2 separate regions of the Mus musculus genome follow, and region 1 is linked to region 2. A link is a loop called in an ENCODE intact Hi-C map of the cell type or tissue named here. Cell type or tissue: left cerebral cortex. All regions are shown on one strand.

The links. Peaks named below come from ENCODE experiments on the same cell type or tissue, not always from the same donor. Only the 100,000 strongest peaks of a DNase experiment are listed, where the experiment ranks them.
Region 1: a loop joins it to region 2, with 12 times the contacts of the local background. A loop is called at or near these places in 4 of 42 quality-filtered maps.

The regions. Positions count from the first base shown.
Region 1 is chr13:44,281,245-44,283,744 of GRCm38, forward strand. No RefSeq gene overlaps it. Among named protein-coding and RNA genes, the nearest start is that of Gm29676, 22 kb to the left of the region's middle. In left cerebral cortex, no CTCF peak of the experiment used is centred here; DNase peaks (open chromatin) are centred at 747, 1,325 and 1,816; H3K27ac peaks cover 1,071 bases.
Region 2 is chr13:44,071,936-44,074,435 of GRCm38, forward strand. No RefSeq gene overlaps it. Among named protein-coding and RNA genes, the nearest start is that of Gm33630, 27 kb to the right of the region's middle. In left cerebral cortex, no CTCF peak of the experiment used is centred here; DNase peaks (open chromatin) are centred at 1,424 and 2,413; H3K27ac peaks cover 1,157 bases.

The DNA.
Region 1 (2,500 bases), 210 kb after region 2:
CTTAATTAGTGAATTTTCCATTCTCAATAAAGCAAAAGGGTTTGGCACACCAATAATTACACAGGCCAAACAGAAGGAAGGATGCCATTTGAAGGTCTGCTCTCAAGAGCTCATACTTTTTAACCAGAACCAAGGGAAAGAGACAGTCTTTTTGTCCACCCCAAGGCTCTGTGGTCATGTGCCTTTTTATATTTGCTAACTCATCTTTGGCTTATATCTGACAGGCACTTTTGAATCTATCAGCCATCCGTGAAGGCTTCTTAGTTTTCCGGAGAAATAGCCCTGTGTTCCAAAGAGAGACAGGCTGAACTTGAAGTCAGTTACCTGGCATTAAGTTGTGGAACTTAACAAGTGGCTTGAACATCTCTGAACTTTAGCTCTCTCACTTTTATAACCCTGACATATTGATGGCCACCTCTTCAGATTGCCAAGAGACTAAATGCAATGCATCTTGTCTTCTGAAACATCCGGTAAAACGGTTAGGTTCGTGCGTATGACAGCCTTCCGAGGAAAAGGATGGATTCTTAGAGATGTCAACCGCAGCATCAGCATCACAGACTAATCAGGTGTCAAGCACACTGGCTACTTACCGCGATGCCAGTCCACTGCTGAAGTCGGACCACTGCTGAAGTCACTGACTGTGAGGGTTAACTTTTACAGACAGCCTGACTGAACTCGTCATCTGTCACCTAGGAGAGACATCTCTGCACGTGTCTGTGAGAATACTCAGGAAGGGTCAGCTGGGGAGCAGAGACCCACCTGGGATGTTGATGGCACCATTCCAGGTACTGTACAGACTAAAAATGCACAGAGGGAGAAACCTATTGAGAGCCAGCATTGATCTCTCTGTCACCATCCCCCATGATATAAGCAAGCAGGCAGCCTCCTGCTGCCAGGCCTTCCCTGCCAGGATAGACCGACACTCAGACCCTTGCAAAATAAACCTTTCCTCCCCTGAGTTGCATCCCACCAGGTTTTTGCTCACAGCAGAGAGAACAATAACAGATACACCCATACAGATATTTTCCGATGAAATTAGAACCACCACAAAAGGAAGTTTTCACTTTATACAATTCACGCGGCTTTCATCCAATGGGATGGATAAAAACACTGTTTTGAGCATCTAGGTTAATAATATACATCACTGACATAAAGAAACGGAGAACTGCTGTAAGATAAAACAAACCTCTCCCGGGCCTTACGTTTTTGGTATAGAATCAGCGATGCTGTGAATGGCTCTTGTCCACACATTCTTCTGTTGCCAAAATGGGCCTTCCTCCTAGAATGACAGCCAGGCAGACGCTCAGCAACTTCCCCAACCATAGCTGGATGCAGCGATTGTCACAAGTGATGAAATATGATTAGCAAATTACAGCTCTGGTGTTTTATTTTAAGGGCACATAAAGAAAATGAATGGATTGAGCCGTTTTGCATTTTTTTTCCAGTTGAATCATTTAAAAATGACTGGGTAATGGAGAAGGCAAGAAGGATGGCTGGAAGAAAAAGGCACAAATAACACGCCACTTCACAGCCTATCAGCATAATTCATCCTTGCCTCCCGTCCCGAACTGTTGTACGGTGTTGCTGTACATGGCTAAACAGCTGCCATTTATTTCTGGCATCTTTATTTTAGCGCTGGAAAAATTGGCCTGGAATTCTCTTATTTTGTTTCATATAAAAGGAAAAAGATCACATGGGAGCCGCATCCTAGTTTCACATGGTGTTGTCGTTACTACTTAGGTCGCCCACAGGACTTGAGTAAAGGAGTCAACTCATCCTGTGGGTGTAGGATGTGTCCTGTCTTCTACCTTCAATAACTGCCCCGCTGCAAAGCCCGGGGTTTGTGAGATCCTGTCAGGATCCTCCAAATGCCTCCTACAGGAAACAGCAGCTGCTGCCTTTTGTGTCTGTGCTCCAATCCTAGACTTAGAACTCTTTACGCCTCTCCCACAGAGTTGGCAGGGAAGCAAAATTCCATAAGCCCCTTATTTCTCATTTATACGTGCCATTATAAAATTAGAGGCGCATTCCTTTGGAAATAAATTTGGCACTGAAACGTGACTACTGAAGCCCAGTTAGGGATATAGTGTGTTTGAAATTGTGAGGACTTGAAAGGCTAAGCAGGAAGAGGGCCATGAGTTCGAGGCCAGCCTGCACAGTTTGAGGCCAGGCTGACTACAGTGAGAGACCCTGTCTCCATAAACAATGAGAGAGGCAGGATCGTCAGAGGGAGAAGAGAAGGAGGAGGAGGGAAGGAAAGAGAGGGGATGGTGGGAGGGAAGAAAGGAAGTTTTAAGTACATATTTCAGACAGTAAAGTTATAATACTCAAAATGACTATAAAAAAGAGACTTGGGTGTGAATTCAAGCTCTACTGCATGCCAAACCCAAGATTTGGGAAAGTCATTTATCTTTACAGAAGTAAAGAATTTTTAAAGTGGATTAAGAAATATTACTTTATGGTACAAGTAGATTAAAGGGCATGGTAATATTTGGTAGAA
Region 2 (2,500 bases):
AAGCAAGGCTTTTAAAACACATGTGTGTGAGAAAGGAGATTCGTATGGCAAAGGAATGTACATCATGAATCCAGAGGGAACAGTGGGGAGGACAGGCTGGTGTCTGAAGTAGAGTGGGCTTCCAGGGTGGAGTGGGTGTCAGGTGTGGAGAAGGAGCAGGGCAAACTCAGAGGACACAGAAGGAAAATGAAACCCACAGAATCCTTAACTTCATTTATTTAAAAAATTTCACAGAAATGCTATATTAGGGCTTTGCCTTTGTTGTCTCTGGAGAAAGCATTATGGTCAATGGAAAAAGATGTCTAGTCATTTTTTCCCCTTATTGTCAAGAGCGGTTGCTCTAAGTGGGCAGTAGTAGAGTATAGCCATTTCTGTTGTTCAAACTGCAAGCTCTTGCTTATGTAGCAAAATATTCTGGCTAGGATCTGTCTTCATCACTAATTTCTGTGACTCGATCAGACTCTGTTCCCCAAACATCCAAGCATCTGGGGCAGGCTCAGAGGGTACACGTGGAATTCATATCTGTAACCTCTGAGTTTTAAGCTATGAAGAGGCATGGTCCCCTTCTTCACCCTCTATCTCACATTCTAGTGTAGACTCCAAGGACTTCCAGTCCCTAGGAGAACGGCACAGGCACATGATGCAAGGAGCAGTCTAGTCTGTTTTCCAAAATCCACGGAGCCACTGAAGGTTGGAGGCTGTTACAGTAGCTAGTGCCATCCTAGCCAGTATAATAGAATACTTGAGACTTGGGAAGTTATAAATAACAGAAGATATAATTTCTTATTATTCTAAAACCTGTAAAGTCCAAAGACAGGGTGTCAATATGTTCATGGTCTAGTGAGAATCTGGTCTCTTCTTTCTTCTAAGATATAGCATCCTCAAGAGGAAAGAACTCTGTGCCTTCACTTGGTAAAGTCACAAGGGCCCACGAGAAGAAAAGGACCAGGGGATATGTCACCACTATTGTGTTATAGAAAGACAGGACATGGGAAAGGGAGACAAGCAAGGATTTCCCAAACTTTAAGTCACTGGGGAATGTTCAGAGTTCTTATAAAAATAGGGCACACACACACACACACACACACACACACACACACACGCACACACACACACACACACACACAATGTCTCTACATAATATCAGGGCCCAGTAGTTTTGCACTCTCTCAATTTGCATTCAAATTTCCCTGAATTGGCTCATGGCACACTCGTCAGTGGGATTCAACATTCAACAACAAGTAAGCCTTCCCTCGCTCTTGGCACGTCTCAGTCCTCCCTCTCCCCCACGCAGCCTCGTCCCTGCTGCCTTCTCCTTCCCACAAAGCTCATTTTTGGCAAAATGGTTTTTATAAAGCACACATTTTAACTAATTAAGTGTAATCCCACGATCTCACGTGCCTTCTCCCACATCCCCTGACTCACACACTCCCCCATCTATGGGAATTCTCCCTTGTGCCTCCCAAAAGAATGGAGTGCGCATGCATACACTCACACAGCACACAATCCTGTCTTATACGTAGCAAAGTTATTCACAGAGTGTGACAGTTCTCCTGATTTTCCTTTGGCTTTTTTGTGATGCAAGATGGAAAATGATTTTTCCAACATTGCGTGTCCTCTGAGGAACTAAAATATGCAGTGCTGGGTTTCTTTTGGCAGCAAAGTTGCCTGTGATCCTAAGTCGACACAGATCCTGAACCTACAGAAATAGTCCCTCTTGATCCTTTCTAGCAGGAGTTTCGAGGATTGGCTTCATACCCATTAGAGGCCTGGATAGCAAGAGCATTATAATTCACAGCCTTCGTTTTATTGGTGGGGATATCCATCTACTCATAGGTGTCTTGTCGCCTCTAAAGCTCACGTGGAAATCTGAGCTATGCCCACCATTCACATGGGGCAGCAAGCACATCATCTTCTCAGGTTATTACACCAGCCACTCGGTAGTGGGAGAACCATTCTCTGTCGGTGAAATGAAGGGGACTTGTGAGTGCTCAGAGCAATACCAGCTTCAGTCCTCTAGCGCTGCACCACTGAACACATTTTCAAGACCACCCAGTATCTCCCCTATTCTTTGGAACGGCCCCCCAATGCAGTAGACACTTGAACGAGATCTGAGGTTATCCAGACAAAAGGCATATAGGATGATTTCAAGAGTGTGATTTAGTAAGGGCAGGTAAACAAACACAGGGCTGAATCTATTGTGCTAAGTACACTGTATGACTTTTGCTACCACTGTGCATTCATTTCGGAAGCATTGCCCTAGAAGAAAATAACAGCGGTGGCAGCAGCAGTGGCAGCAGCGACACCAACAGCAGCCAACGACTGAATCACTGAGGGGGAAGGCACCAACAGCTATGCCTCCCAACTAAGGAACATCTTACTCAACCTCCCTCCTACTCACCATCACTGCCTGTAGGTTTGGAACCAGGAAAGACTTTAAAAGCTAAAGATAACAAGCTAATAGGATGTTAAAGCGAAAGCAGCCTCACAGCCCAGCTCC